2 separate regions of the Mus musculus genome follow, and region 2 is linked to region 1. The links are chromatin loops, found by intact Hi-C in ENCODE. Cell type or tissue: gastrocnemius. All regions are shown on one strand. Each heading gives the region's core, and the rest is flanking DNA. Links, peaks and the distances in the headings are about the cores only.

The links. A loop is a pair of places that touch in the nucleus more often than their neighbours do. Peaks named below come from ENCODE experiments on the same cell type or tissue, not always from the same donor. Only the 100,000 strongest peaks of a DNase experiment are listed, where the experiment ranks them.
Region 2: a loop joins it to region 1, with 7 times the contacts of the local background. A loop is called at or near these places in 31 of 42 quality-filtered maps.

Annotation. Positions count from the first base shown.
Region 1 is chr2:126,590,217-126,598,188 of GRCm38, reverse strand. It overlaps Hdc (histidine decarboxylase), which reads left to right. Exons shown (of 12, transcript NM_008230.6): 10 at 220-318; 11 at 3,251-3,352; 12 at 3,503-4,530. The coding sequence ends at 4,228. Among named protein-coding and RNA genes, the nearest start is that of Hdc, 24 kb to the left of the region's middle. In gastrocnemius, for the core only: a CTCF peak has its summit at 4,212 (motif pointing left); DNase peaks (open chromatin) are centred at 3,778, 4,198 and 6,400; H3K4me3 peaks cover 761 bases; H3K27ac peaks cover 615 bases.
Region 2 is chr2:126,659,680-126,667,651 of GRCm38, reverse strand. All of the region lies in intron 1 of Gabpb1 (GA repeat binding protein, beta 1), which reads left to right. Among named protein-coding and RNA genes, the nearest start is that of A630026N12Rik, 12 kb to the left of the region's middle. In gastrocnemius, for the core only: a CTCF peak has its summit at 3,955 (motif pointing right); a DNase peak (open chromatin) is centred at 3,962.

The sequences.
Region 1 (7,972 bases), core at 2,009-7,008:
GTTTTCGAGAGGTCACGCTCGGTTCCAGGTCACAGGCTTGGAACTGTTAGTGTTACCCAGATAAGCTTGTCTTGGTTTGCTCCTTAGCAACAGCTTTGGGAGTCATGGTGACACCAGGGAAATCCCAGGAGTGCTCTGCAGGCAACACAGAATGCTAGGAGTGCCCGAGGGAGTGGGCACGTTGCTTCTAACCATGAGCTCTGTGTTATTTGTTTCTAGCATTGGCAGATCCCCTTGAGCCGGCGCTTTCGCTCCATTAAGCTGTGGTTTGTGATTCGGTCCTTCGGGGTGAAGAATCTTCAAGCACATGTCAGACACGTATGTTGCGCGAGAGCCGTGGGACTAAGCCCATGATTCTTTGCATTTTCCATGGGAAGGAAGACTTTGCCTCGGTTTTACAAATCTGCCCAGGGGATCCTTGGTTTGTGGCTCAGTGGTAGGGTGCGCAGAGGGACTTGAATGTTGGTTATGTAGAGGTGCGCTGATCTCCATGTAGTCCCAGTGGACTGTCTGTGATCTGTAGTTCACACTGTTTATTTTCTAAACAGTCACCACTAAGTGCAACTTCCTCTGTTCTGACATCCCTTGTTTCACCGATTTCCTGAGAGTCTCACCTTTCCTGTTGTTGTCTTTGAGAACTGAGCACTCAAAAGCCTAGTTTACGGAAAGAGAAAGTGAAAGTAGGTCAAAGAGCAGGGTCTATGGTCAAAGTAGGGCCGAGTCTTTAAGAAGGAGTGGCTGTCATGGCTCCCTGGTGAATGGTGTGTCAACACAGCCACACCTGCTCTTCACCTTCTAGGTGAGGTCTGTAGTGAACACACTACCTGTAATTGTGTCCTCCTCTCCCCTGGCCTCTGCTCTGTCTCATACACAGCTTGCCTCATGGGAGGGAAGAGAATAGGGCAGGAGGAGAATGTCTTATTAACTGGGAGACCTACTTTCTGCCGCCCAAGCCTTGGGAGAATCACCCTCCCTTGGATTTTAAAAAGTGAGGATGCTGACAAAGGTGGGCTCTGAGGGGACATTGTGGGGCATGTGAGTGAGACATGGAGAATTTTGACAGGGCAGGTGGTGAAAACAGGCCCAGAGGAAAGGAGTTATAGGGGAGAATCATAACCAGGTTAGAAATGGGGCATGGGCATATAAAGGCCAGGAGAACAGTTAGTATGCTTTTCCCGGACAAGGCCTGGACTTGCACATGAAGAACTTCTTAGGGATCAAGTGGGGACGTAGCTCCATTGGTACACTGTTTACTCCCCATGCACAAAGCCACTGTTTGACCCCCTAGTATTGCTTAACCTTCTCCTGGCAGCGCTTGCAGGTAGTTCCACAGTGGGGGGTGGAGGCAGAAGGATCAATGGTACCAGGTCGTCCTTGGCTACATTGTAACTTTGAGCCAGTCTAGGATCCATGAGAGAGAGCCTTTCTCAAAGAAAAGAAAAAGTTCATGAGGCGGTGGTAAGAGTTTGAAATTGACTGGAGAGAGAGAGAGAGTGGAGCAGATAGAGGAGCAGATAGAGGTTGGTTCAAATGGCACCGCCTCTTCATGGTCAAGGAAGACACCTGAAGCTCTGTCTTCTTTTAAAACGAAATATCAAGTGGGAGTTCCAGCCCATAAAAAAAAAATCACTTAGTGGGGCAGGAGAGATGACTCAGCAGTTAAGAGCACTGACTGCTCTTCCAGAGGTCCTGAGTTCAATTCCCAGCAACCACATGGTGGCTCACCACCATCTGTAATGGGATCTGATGCCCTCTTCTGGCATGTAGGTGTACATGCAGTCAGAGCACTCACATACATTAAATAAATCTTTAAAAATTAATTCACTTAGCAGAGAGTGTATGTGAGTCTCAGACTGGAATCTCTAGCCCTATCATGTGCTGTGTCTGTCACTTACTCCCCCCTCCCCACGCCCCCAGGTCTCATTTGTTGTTCTTGCTAGTCTGGAGCTCAAGGCTCCCCTCTCGAGTGCTGGCATTAAAGACTTAAATATCATCATTCCTGGCAACCTTGAACTTCCTCTGATCCTCCTACTGAAACCTCCCCATGTCTAACTTTATTCAGTTGTTGATTGAAGTCAGCATTTTGTGCAAGGTAGGCTAGTGGATTGCCAGTTGAGCCACAGCCCTGTCCTATATTCAAGCATTCTATGTAAATGTAAAACTCAAGAGAACCACAGGAAAATTTAAAAGTTCATAAAAACTTTATAAAAGATCAATATGCTATGAAATCTTTATTTTTTAAAAGATTTATTTATTTATTTTATGTATATGAGTACACTGTAGCTGTCTTAGACACACCAGAAGAAGGAACCAGATTCAATTACAAATGGTTGTGAGCCACCATGTGGTTGCTGGGAATTGAACTCAGGACCTCTGGAAGAGCAGTTGGTGCTCTTAACTGTCAGATGGTGGTTGCTGAGCCATCACTCCAGTTTTTTTTTTTTTTTTTTTTTTGGTTTTTCGAGACAGGGTTTCTCTGTGTAGCCCTGACTGTCCTGGAACTCACTCTGTAGACCAGGCTGGCCTCGAACTCAGAAATCCGCCTGCCTCTGCCTCCCAAGTGCTAGGATTAAAGGCGTGCGCCACCACCGCCCAGCTGATATTTTCTTTATTTCAGTCTGAAATCTTTAATTTTTCCATGATAAATATACAGGCCATATTTTAAAAACCTGTGTTTTAGTGTACAATGTAATGTGACATTGCCTATATTGAATAAGTGAGTATTGCTCTTCCCAGAACATTTCACCATTCCAAGGAGAAACCCTGAACCTATTAACCGTGGCGCAGGTGGTAGTGCTACCTAGAATACAGGCTCCCCGTGAGCCACGGAGTGCGATGAGCTCCATGAGGTGAGGCAGTTATGGCTCCGGCTGCACAGCCTCCTCTGCTTCCCTGTGGGCGCTGAGTTGGGCCCTTGCTGGCTCCCTTTGCCGATGCGGAAGCTGAGGAGTCAGAACAGGAGACTGAGTGCTGAGTTATAAAGCACTCGTCTTTTGAGTTCTGGAGCTAAGTTGAAAGAGGATTTTGAGACACAAGGTCTCTGGGTGGGTGTGAGGTGACAGAGACGAGACAGAAGTAGAGGTTTGTCAGCTTGAATATGAGCGAGATCAAATAGGGAAGACAGGCAGGCAGAAGGCACACAGGTCTCAGAATTTGTCCGTGTCTCTGGTCTAAAGTTGTTGAACAGTATCAAAGATGCAATTTGGTTTTGGCCTGTTAACCACAGTGTTCTTTATGTTTACAATTCCAGGGCACAGAAATGGCTAAATACTTTGAATCTCTGGTCAGAAGCGACCCTTCCTTCGAAATTCCTGCTAAGAGGCACCTTGGTTTGGTGGTTTTCCGTCTGAAGGTACTGTGCTCTTGCATGGCTCCCGGAGAAGGATGCTTCTACTCCAGAGTTGAGGGGGTACTGAGTCTTTCAGACCAGTAAATGCTGGGCTTCATGGAGCCCTTACAAGCAGTGTAATGTAGGATCCAATTATTTTTGTTCTTCTTATAGGGTCCTAATTGTCTCACAGAAAGTGTGTTAAAGGAAATAGCCAAAGCTGGCCAGCTCTTTCTCATCCCGGCTACTATCCAAGACAAGCTGATCATCCGTTTCACTGTGACATCCCAGTTTACCACCAAGGAGGACATCCTGAGAGATTGGCACCTCATCCAAGAGGCTGCTAACCTTGTCCTGAGCCAGCACTGCACTTCCCAGCCGAGCCCTCGGGCCAAGAACGTCATCCCGCCACCGCCAGGGACCAGAGGGCTATCCCTGGAGTCAGTCAGCGAGGGAGGAGATGACCCAGCACAGGCCCGGAAGATCATCAAGCAGCCAGGAGCCAGTCTGGCGAGAAGGGAAGGCGGCTCTGATCTGGAAACGATGCCGGATCCCTTTGATGATTGCTTCTCGGAAGAGGCCCCCAACACCACCAAGCACAAGCTGTCGTCCTTTCTGTTCAGTTACTTGTCCGTCCAGAACAGGAGGAAGACAACGCGGTCCCTCAGCTGCAACAGTGTGCCTATGAGTGCCCAGAAGTCACTCCCCGCAGACGCTTCACTGAAGAATGGGGGCTCCTTCCGGGCCAGAATCTTTTCCGGGTTCCCAGAACAAATGATGATGATGAAGAAAGGTGCCTTCAAAAAGCTGATCAAGTTCTACAGCGTCCCCAGCTTTCCTGAATGCAGTTCTCAGTGTGCTCGCCAGCTACCGTGCTGCCCCCTGGAGGCCATGGTGTAGAGTCCTCAATCAGAATGCAAGAGTGCCTGTGCTTCAGGGAGTTGGGGAACCCCTCGAAATTGCGTGCAGTTTGTGTGCTTATTATGTGTGTGTGCATCTTGAGGGAAGCAAGCCCATTATTTTGATCATAACCTCACAGGGTCTTCGTGATCCACAACAGATTGTAACTGGGAAGTTTAAGCGGGCATGCTCCAGAGGTTGCAGGCGCTTGTGTGATAGAAGGGGCTGAGACGGTGGCGTGCTGTTGAGCTTGTAATGTGAAAAACAACTTAGAAATAAATTGTGCTTATATCTAAAATAAAGCATAGTCTGTGTTAATTGACAGCCAAAACACAAAACATTGATGACAAAGCAGGTACTGTGTCAGAGGTGCAATCCTGTGTCCCGTCTTGCTTTTCAGAAGGCTGAAGATTAAACACAAACAAACAAACAAACAAACAAACAAACATGACACTGTAGCTGTCTTCAGACACACCAGAAGAGGGCATCTGATCCCAATTACAAATGGTTGTGAGCCACCATGTGGTTGCTGGGAATTGAACTCAGGACCTCTGGAAGAGTGGTTAGTGCACTTAATTGCTGAGCCATCTCTCCAGCCCCTGGAAATTTTAATTCCAAGAAAGTAGAATTGAAGGATCCCTTGGTAGCAAGCAAGGAAAGCAGCTTGCTGTTTGAGACAGGGGCTTACTATAGCCCAGGCTGGCCTGGAACTCACTCTGTAGACCAGGCTGGCCTCAGACTCCCAAGTGCTGGAATTAAAGGCATGGGCCTCCAAGCAGACACCAGCAGTCTGTATTGTTAAAGTATCAATTCTCAAGTAACTCTGTGGCTTCCACTGTGCTCATGGAAAGCTTTATGAGGGAGGCAGAAGTGCTGTCATTTATAAACTGCCTACTCAGGCATCTTAAAAAAACAAAACAGCAACAAGGCTCAGTGATTCCAGTGTGGGGCTGGATACACACTTTCAATGTAGAAGACAAGAGTTTAATTCCCAGTACCCATGTCAGGAGGTCTACAACCGCTTATAACCCAAGCTCCAGGGGACCAAATGCCCCTGGCTTCCTCTGACACATGAACTTACATACTCAGAAACAGACACAGACAGACAGATAATTAAAAATGAAATAAATCTTAAAAGAAGACTGACTCCTGACTTCCTTTCCCAGAAATACTGGGCTGGTTGTTATGGGGGTGGCCTTGGGCTTTTGGGGGGGGGTGTTAGGTACTCCAGGTGATGCTAATATACAGCAATTTGGAAGACCACTGAAAACTCACTAGATTCTAAAAGGGTTAACATGCCCCCAGGTGATTTCAAGGCACAGGCAATTGCGCTATGCTGAGCCAGCCCTTCTCAGATTTGAGCCTGTGTATGACCCAGTGGGAGGGCTTATGAAAACTCACATTGCTGAGCCCACCCCACGGCGTTTGAATCTGGGTCTGGTGGGGGGGTGGGGGTGGGTCAGGGCTTTATGTTAAGAAGCTCCCAGGTGGGCCGGGCGGGGGTGGCGCACGCCTTTAATCCCAGCACTCGGGAGGCAGAGGCAGGCGGATTTCTGAGTTCGAGGCCAGCCTGGTCTACAGAGTGAGTTCCAGGACAGCCAGGGCTACACAGAGAAACCCTGTCTGGAAAACAAAAAAACAAAAAAACAAAAAATAAAAAAAAACCAAACCAAATCAACCAACCAACCAACCAAAACAAAAACAAAAGATGCTCCCAGGTGATGCTGCTGCTGCCTGTCCAAAACCACCGGTCTGTGGTGTTCTGTCCAGTTCTCTCAGTGGCTGCTAAGTAAAGTCAGTGAGCTGTGTAATTTCCCTCCTCAGCTTCCCATCCCTCCTTTTCCTCCCCTCCTTCAGGTGCCCCCTCCACCTCCTCTCTCCCCCAGGTCCACTAGGTTTGAAGAGGCAGCCCAGTAGGAGGAAAGGGTCCCGAGGGCAGTGAAAGTCAGAGGCAGCCCCTTGCTCCTGTTGTTGAGAGTCCCAGAAGAACACCGAGTTACACACGATAGCATACCTGCAGAGGATCTAGCTCAGACCCATGTAGGCTCTGTGATTATTGATTCAGGTTCTGTGAGCCCCGTCATGTTCTCCGTGATGTCCTCTGCCTCTCTGGCTCCTACAGTCCTCCCTATCTTCCAAGGGCTCCCTGGCTCTGCCTAGTGTTTGGCTGTGGGTCTCTGCATCTGCTCCAGTCAGCTGCCAAGGAAGCCTCTCCGATGATGGCTGGGCTAGGAGAGCCGTGTGCCTTTTTAACAGAGAAGTTTGACAAGGTACTTGAAGGGGTTGCTTTCAGTTTTTCTGTAGCGAACTACACATGCATATATCTGAGAGAAAAACATAAAAACAAGGTATGTCTTGATGCTGGGCTTTTCTTGGGTCTGTACTTTGAGGCCCTTACATGTAAGAGCTGAGCCTCAGAGTGAGCGAACCCAGTTTGGAGGATGCGAATTATGCTGAGTCAGCACAAATATGACCGGACCACAGAACCATCAGTAGGAATCAGAATCTGGATTTCTATGCAATGTGAGGCTTTGTGTGTGTGTGTGTGTGTGTGTGTGTGTGTGTGTGTGTGTGTGAAGACCACTGCATATAGGATATGACCTTATAAAATAAGAAAGATCAGTCTTTAAACTGGTTATTTCTCACAGGTGATGGCTAACCTATGCAAACACAGAGACTGAGGTCATTGCCTGATGTCTTCATTCACACGGTAGAGCTGTGGTACTGAACCTGAGTGGGGGATTCTGGGGGAAGTGGGAGGCTGAAGAGGCTCATCTGGCAGGGATCTGAGTTCATTAGCTCTTAATTTCTCCTGGATAATCTAAATAAGCATGGGTCAAGGGCAGTCAGAGCCCACCAGGCTACACTTGCAGGAGCTGTAATGTTCTGTCTAATGGTATAGGTGATATACCCCATTACCTGAAAAGATGCCCCCGGTGACAGAGTGGCATCATTGCTTTGACAGGATTTCATAACATGAAACTTTTTTTTAAATTAGGCATTTTCTTCATTTACATTTCCAATGCTATCCCAAAAGTCCCCCATACCCACCTCCCCCACTCCCCTACCTACCCACTCCCACTTCTTGGCCCTGGCGTTCCCCTACATGAAACTCTTAAAAGCAGTCTTGGGTTAAATTTCTCACTGGTGGATCAATCAAGCAAGGACAGGATTTTGTAATTTCCACGTGCTGACAAATAGCAAGAACCATTCCAAATTATTGGGAAAATGTACAAGGATGGGATATATCCATTCTCACTGGCAGTCCTGGAGTCTCTTATGCACATTACGTGCTCAGGAAATGTATATAGCTAGACATAATAGAGATAGTGATTTGAGTCTCAAGACTTCTTAGAAGTCACTGTAAGAGGGGAGGGAAGGGTGGGAAAGATGATTCAGTCATTTACGGCAAAAGCACTTCAACCTGAAAAAAGCTTAGAGTCACCAGAGACGATGGAGCCTAGTTGAGAAAATACCTCCATGAGATCTAGCTGTAAGACCTTTTCTCAAATAGTGATCAATAGGGGAGGGCCCGGCCCATTATGGGTGGTGCCACCCCAGGCAGGTGGTCCTGGGTTCTATAAGAAAGCAGCCTGAGGGGCTGGAGAGACGGCTCAGCCATTGAGAGCCCTGACTGCTCTTCCAGAGGTCCTGAGTTCAATTCCTAGCAACCACATGGTGGCTCACAACCATCCGTAATGAGCATCCAATGCCACTTCAGTGTGTCTGAAGACAGCGACTATA
Region 2 (7,972 bases), core at 1,521-6,520, 70 kb before region 1:
GAGCTGAAAATTCTACATCTGGAACGGCAGGCAGCAGGAAGAAGAAAGAACTACTGGGCCTGGCTTGAGCATCTGAAACTTCAAAACCCATTCTCCTTGACATCTAACAAAGCCACATGCCCTAATTCTTTTAAATCCTATGAGCCTAGTGGGTCCATTTCTATTCAAACCACTGTACTATTTAAATATAATTTTTTTTTTAAGTCTGAACTATAGACTGATTTTTGTTATCGTCTCTTCTCTTCTCTTCTCTTCTCTTCTCTTCTCTTCTCTTCTCTTTCTTACAGTGCTAACCTTAACAGTTGAAGCATCTCTTCTAGCACATGCCTTGACTGTATAACATTAAACTTTACAATGGTCCATTTTTTCCCAAACCATAATTCTGTTCCACATGTTCCTTTTCATTGTAAACCTGTATAACTTGTTAATAACCATGACATAGACGCAACACTGTGCAGGCTTGACATTTTTTCTATACCCAAGAAATTAGTTCATTACTTTTTCATTAGCATTAGGCAAGTTCTTAGGACATGAGCAAACACCAGCCATGTTTTTGCCAAAGTTTTTTTGCCTCTTGCACAGTTGTTAGTATTGTTCCCTTCAGGGCCTGTTGAACTGGGCCAGCTTAGACTGTGCTGCCTTCAGAACTACTGTCTTCCAGGTTTTTCTGAGAGTGGCTCTTTAAGCTTTTGATTACAGCATTTAGATGCTTTTCTAGTCCAAAATTCCAGTCTTCCACATTCCTCAAAAAATGTAAAAAGTTAGTGAGTGAGTGTGTGTGTGTGTGTGTGTGTGTGTGTGTGTGAGAGAGAGAGAGAGAGAGAGAGAGAGAGAGAGAGAGAGAGAGAATACATAAGCATGGTCAGGTTCTTCGTAGCTACAGTCCACTCTTGATACCGACTTATGTACTACTCTTATGTTGCTGTAACAAAACATGGCCAAGGCTTATAGATGAATCTAAGTTTATAAAAGAGAGAGTTTATTTGGAGTGGAATCCTGGCCCCTTTAAATCACATTTGCAACAATTTTTATTTGTTTCTTTTTAGGAGCAGAATTTTTTTTTTATAAGATTTATTTGTTATATGTAAGTACACTGTAGCTGTCTTCAGACACTCCAGAAGAGGGTGCCAGATCTCGTTAAGGATGGTTGTGAGCCACCATGTGGTTGCTGGGATCTGAACTCAGGACCTTCAGAAGAGCAGTCAGTGCTCTTAACCTCTGAGCCATCTCTCCAGCCCAAAAATTCTTTTTTTTTTAAATTATTATTATTTGGGTTTTTAAAGATCTGATCTTGAAATAGGACCTCTCTAAAGAGCCCTGGCTGTCCTGGATTTCCCTATGAAGACCAGACTGGTCTTGAACTGACACAGATCCACCTGCCTTTTCATCCCAAATTCTAGGGTCAAAAGTATTTGGCACTTCGCCTAACTCTGAGCAGAAAGTTGTTTCAGTTGAGCTGGGTGGGGGCTTTCCCCGAGGGCGCCACTCCTTTTGCTCAGATCAGGCCTTGTCTTAATCTGCTATTTTTATCTGCACAAGTCTGGGCTCTAACATTGAATTTCTTCATGTTGTTTTTCTTTTCAAATTGTACATTTCTGTATTTGTTTTTGTTCTATTTGCTCCTTTTCATTGTAGATCTGCCTAAGAGTGATTACTAATGACCATGCCACATAGTCAACACCAAGGCTGGGCATGAAACAAATCCTGTCTTGAGAAAACCAAAACCAAACCAAACCAAACCAACCCACCAACCAAACAAAAATGGGAAATTTCCACTAAAGAAATAGTTCATGACTTTTATTGGCAGCTAACCTTTGCAGCAGCATCCACATGAATTTAGAGTCATGAAGAATACATGAATTAAAGGAGTTGTGAAATCTACCTGTGTCCCTCCATGGAGAGTCTGAGAGGCTGTGTGATACATGGATTGTTTTGGGGTCTCCGAGATGCCAGAGACATGAAATATCTGCTAACAAAGCACTGCATACAGGGAATGGAACATGCCCAGGAGAAGTGTGTTTCAGGCAGAAAAGGTGGAAGAACAGAGCCATCTAAAAGCCCTCTGACTCCAGACGTGAAGCTATGGGATCTGGAGTTTTCCCTGCTGGCTGGCTTGCTTGCTTGGTCCAGTATTTGCTCAACATGGCACCTTTCCTCCTTTTTGGAATGCGTGTGTGCACATACTGTACCTTTCTAAGCTGGGATTAATGTAATTTGCTTTTGCTTTTACAAAGGGTTACAAATACAGAAGAGACTTTGGACTTTTTTAACATGTTGAGACTATGAAGGACTATTCAGACTTTTGAAGTTGGACTGAATGCATTTTGCATTATAATATGACCAAGGGCATATGGGGACCAGGGAGAGGAATATGATGGCTTGAGTGAGAATGGCCCCCATAGACTGCTACAAGTGTGATGTAAAGGGCCCAGGATTCTATTGCAAACACACTTTCTTCTATAAACTTACGGCAAATAAGCCTGTAACCCTTGGTCAGGAATGTCTTTGTTCTGTGACTGATGGAACTGTTTGGGAAAGATTTGCCGTTGTTCCAGGAGGTGTGCCACTGGGCTGGGCTTGGAGGTGTATAAACATTCTTAGACCTTTAATCCCAGCACCAAGATAGCAGAGACTGGCAGATCTCTGGGATTTCAAGACAAACCTGGTCTACAAAGTGAGTTCTAGGCCAATCAGGGCCATACAGTGAGACCTTGTCTCAAGGGAAAAAAATTCTTAGACGCATGGATGTATATAATCCATGATATTGTGTATTAGTATTATACTGTATCGTCATTTAATGATGGTTAGTTGGTGGGTCAGATAAAGTGCATGCTTTAGGTAGGGCAAGCAGGTACTAGAGAAGAGAGGGTCCCTGAGCAGGAGCATGCACTCTAGAGCACCACTGGTTTTGAGCAGGCTTGCATTGCTGAAGTGGATAAAAGAATGCAGTAGAGAAAAAAAGATGAGCATTTCCCCCACATTCCCAGGGACAAGGCACATCCGTCTTGAAAAGCCTAACAGGTAGTAAGAAGGACTCTTCAATTGAAATCTGGTGTCAGGTCCTAGTTCCCGAAACAGGCTTACCCTGAGACATTTGTTGCTCCACTTTGTGTTATCATAGGATGTTTGGCCTTGAGATCTGAGCTTTGGGATCAAGGTTATGGTTATAGGAGTGGGGACCTTGTAGATAAATTGGTTCTTGTACAGTGGTAGTGTGGAGTACACATTGGCACAATGATACTTTTTTGCTATTTTAATTTCTTTGAGATGGCCCTGTGGCTGGCTTGGAACTTCGTCATCTTGCCTTATCTTCTCCATTGCTGGGATTACAGATTTTTTTTTTTTATATATGTGAGTATACTGTAGCTGTCTTCAGACACACCAGAAGAGGGCATTGGATGGTTGTGAGCCACCGTGTTTGTTGGGGATTGAACTCAGGACCTCTGGAAGAGCAGTCAGTGTTCCCAACCCCTGAGCCATCTCTCTAGCCCTTATGTAGAGATTTTTAATAGAAGTGTTTTTTTTGTTTTTTTTTTTTACTTTTTAATTCTTTTTATTTTTTTTTTCCATTTTTTATTAGGTATTTAACTCATTTACATTTCCAATGCTATACCAAAAGTCCCCCATATCCACCCACCCCCACTCCCCTGCCCACCCACTCCCCCTTTTTGGCCCTGGTATTCCCCTGTAATAGAAGTGTTTTTAATTGCATGAGTAATATGTGTTCCTTGCACAAAACTTACAGAATAGTGGGAAATTTTGTATTTTTAATTATTATGCTTTATTGTTTTTTCTTTTTCTGTGAATTTTTTTTACATAATTCAGTTTATGTTGTATACAGTTTAGAGTCTTGATTCTTAATACATTACATATTATTTGTAAATGTTTTTAAATAAAAGTATTGAAGATGTCATTTAAATTTGTATGCATGTATAGCTGTCGTTCCTGTAGCCACTAGATGGCACTCACCGTGTATCATTCTTGTGATCTCAAGTAGCTCTTGAGAAGTGAAGTTTCTAGGTGGATCTTAGGTTTTAATTTAAGGAAAGCAATGGTTCATGCTAGACCGTGATAAGCATTTCATAAACAGTAAATGAAGTCAAGGTGGAACATACTGTAATGGATATTTTTATAGTCTCACGGGGAAAGGGAGTATTAAACTAAGTGATGTAGCATAACACAGACAGTGGTAGGTATATTGGCAGTCAATTGTTCTTCAAATGGAGAAATCAAATGATGAGTTCTATATTTTAATTGCTAACCCTCATTTTTTTAATACTAATTTTTTCCTGAGGATTTAACGTGCTGTAGATAAACAGCCTGAATGAACTGAAAACTTGACCCATTTACACATATATGGGTATACATGCATGTGTGCATATAAGGCCAGAGGTTGAAATTGAGTGTCTTCAGTTGCTCGCCATTTTATTTATTGGAGGCATGGCCTCTCATTGAACTCAGAGCACTATGAATTTGGCTAGCCTTATCTCCACCTTGTAGGTGCTAGGCTCTCCCATCCACCTGGTGTTATGGGTCCTGAACTGTGGTTCTCGTGTTTCACAGCAGCCCTCCTACCTGCTGACCAGCTCCCAGACTCTTGGGCATTTTCATTGTCTGGATGCAACTGAATTTCTCCCAGTCAGAATTCATTGTGTTTTCAGGTGAGCATAGAAAAATGTTTGCTACATTTTGATATTTTTCATTATTTAAAGTTTTTTAAAATTTTTGTCTGGACAAAAAAATGAGAGCATCTTTGATTTTCTTCCTGTTAGATCCATTTGTATCTTTTAAAGTGTTTAATTCCTTCTCTTAAGTTGAAATGAATACAGTTTTGGTGCTGGGGAGATGATGTCTAAGCGGTTAAGAGTATCTACTGGTCCAGTGGAGGACCCAGAACATGAGACTGTTCCTCGCCATTTGAGATTGTCCCCATTGTGAGACTTGTTAGTATTTCTGACAGGACCATTAGTACATGTTAGAGACTTCCCCACCTTTTAATCTCCAATGCTTCCCTGTGTGAACAACGGTCCTCTAGGGGACAATGTTGATACTTTTGAGACCCACTGACTTAGTGTAGTGACTTGAATCTGTTATATTGTCTATGGTTTTGGTGGCACACGCCTTTAATCCCGGCACTTGGGAGGCAGAGGCAGGCAGATTTCTGAGTTAGAGGCCAGCCTGATCTACAGAGTGAGTTCCAAGACAGCCAGGGCTACACAGAGAAACTCTGTCTCGAAAAAAAAAAATCACAGTAGCTTCAGTGCCAGGGTCTTAAATACGGTAGGTTTTGAATAACTGAAACATGGGGAAGTTCTGGGAGTATATTTACTCAAGTGTATGTCATCAAGTGTGCTCTGCAGTATCCTTCATTTTCTTCCACTCCTCCTGTTTAGTAGCAGGCATGTGGGACCTTCTTCAGGGTTGTATTTACTTACTTGACAGCTGTGCAGTGTAATATGGTCCATAAAAATTACAGAAACTATAAAATGGAAAATTTTCCCATAATCATACTATTAGATCACTTGTTCATAGTTAAGTACTATATAATATATATATGTATATATATATGTGTGTGTGTACAAAATTTTAGTACTATATATACACATATACTTAGAAAAATATGTACATATGTATATATCACTAAAAATATTAACAAACGATCCACTAGTATGATACAAATATATTCCAAGGCAAGCTGTGTAGTCCAAGCTAGTCTTGAACTTAGATTCTTTTATCTACTTAAGCCTCTCAGTTGCTGAGAGTAATCTGTGTGCTAACACACCTGATTATATTTTGTTCTTTATGTTTTGATATTTAAAGTATGCCTATTAGCTGAGCATCACATAGATTTTCTTATATAGCTTTGGACTAATTAAATAGTTACTTTTTGTGGTGTTAGGTTCTCTAACTGAACAACTTTTCTTTCTTTAGATTGTTTTCATTATAACTTATCTACTTTCCCCCCTTTACAGTAGGTTAACAGAATGGTAATAATTTAATTAGTGGGTTCGTTGTATTCTTAGAACTTTTAATAAATTTACTAAATTAAGTTAAAGCTGGTTCACGTTTGCTATTGTTGACATACATAACAGAGCAGTGTGTAAAAGTATAAGCTTTAATCACTACACTACTAGACTACAGTAGAAATTAGTTTACATGTCAATGACAGTCCACAGTTCATTCTTTTTGAAGACTACATGGTCACCTTGTTCTTTTACCACTGTGTTGGGTTCTTATTTATGTTTTCTCCCCATCTTTGTTTTGAGTTAGGCTTCTTTTTTCCCCCATTGTATATAGCCCTTTATCATCAACTCAAATAGAAGGTATATGTTGTACAGCATGAGTAGTAATTTTCTATAACTAGAGATGTCTTATATCCTACAACAGATCATTTATAAATGTAATTTCTCTTATTAAAAAACGTCTACCCTTTTCTGCCTTTGTATAATTTGCAAAGCTAATCTGAAGTGGAGTGTATATGTGGAAGTCTGTAAAGAGTGCAAATTCCAGCTAAATGCTTTCAAATTCCAGCTAAATGCTTTACAAATAACTTTTAAAAATGTGTGCCTTTGCATAGAAGATAGCATGATATCAAAGAAAATGGGTAGAGAATCAAGAAATCAGGATTTGAAAACGAGTTCCTGATAATTTTGAATTTGGCAGAGGACCTACTCTCCAGAATGTGTAAAAATCAAAGTGAATAAAAGACTAACTTTAGACAAGAAAATTGTAGTCTGGCACTGTGTAGTTGTTCTCCAGATGTTGCTCTTTCTGGTACTATACATGCCAAATGGGTCTGCTTAGCTGTATAAACAATGTAAAAGTGTTTTCTTTATATAAAAATTTAAAAATTCTTATTTGAAGGATAAGTCTTATTTTAGAGACATTGAAATGAAATTTGGCTCATCTACTTTATAGATATTGTGTTTAGTCGTTTAGATTTTGCTATACTTCTAGGAGAAAGGTCAGCTTTTCTTTTACAGATTATATAGTTTTTTTTTTTCTTTGTTTGTTTGTTTTTGGTTTTTTTGAGACAGGATTTCTCTGTGTAGCCCTGGCTGTTCTGGAACTCACTCAGTAGACCAGGCTGATCTCGAACTCAGAAATCCGCCTGCCTCTGCCTCCCAAGTGCTAAAATTAAAGGCGTGCGCCACCGCCGCCCAGCTAGATTATATAGTCTTTAATGGAAAATTACTGCTTAAGGCTCCTTTGCCTTTTGGTGTGCTGGTTACTGATAGATGATCTCTAGGAAGGACCTTTATCAGAGATCAGAAGTGTAGTGTGTTTGCAGAGATTAAAGATCTTGTGTTACAGAGAAAACGGGAGCCGGGCGTAGTGGCGCACACCTTTAATCCCAGTGCTCGGGAGGCAGAGGCAGGTGGATTTCTGAGTTCAAGGCCAGCCTGGTCTACAGAGTGAGTTCCAGGACAGCCAGGGGCTACAGAGAAACCCTGTCTTGAAACACCCCCCTCCCCAAAAAAAAAAGAAAAGAAAATGGGAGAGAGGGAAAAAACCCCAGAAGGACAAAGGTAAAAGAAATGTTGCACGTGTTACATGCAAACAAACAAAACACACAAAGAAAAACTCGTATAAACTCTACAACTGCTTATATCAGCTTTCATATTTGTCACTACAGGGGACAATATGAACTCTTACTGTTACACATGGAATAGCACTTAGGAAATCCCACCTGTGTGCCCACCTGGTGTTCATGGCCTTCTGTGGTTCGTCTTGTGCAGGGTGTGCATGCTCTCATATTACAGAACCTACCAAAACATGACAATTTGGCGTAGTTCTTTCCAGAAGTTTCTTATAGTTTTCTCCTAACATTTCCAAGTATGTAGCATGTCTTATTCCTTCTTGGAAGAGATAACCTTTCCAAGGTCTTTCTCATGGGTTCTTCTTGAGTGACAGCTCTTCACATGAGCGGCTGCTCTGGTCTCTCTCCTTCATGACTTTAACCTTGTGAGTG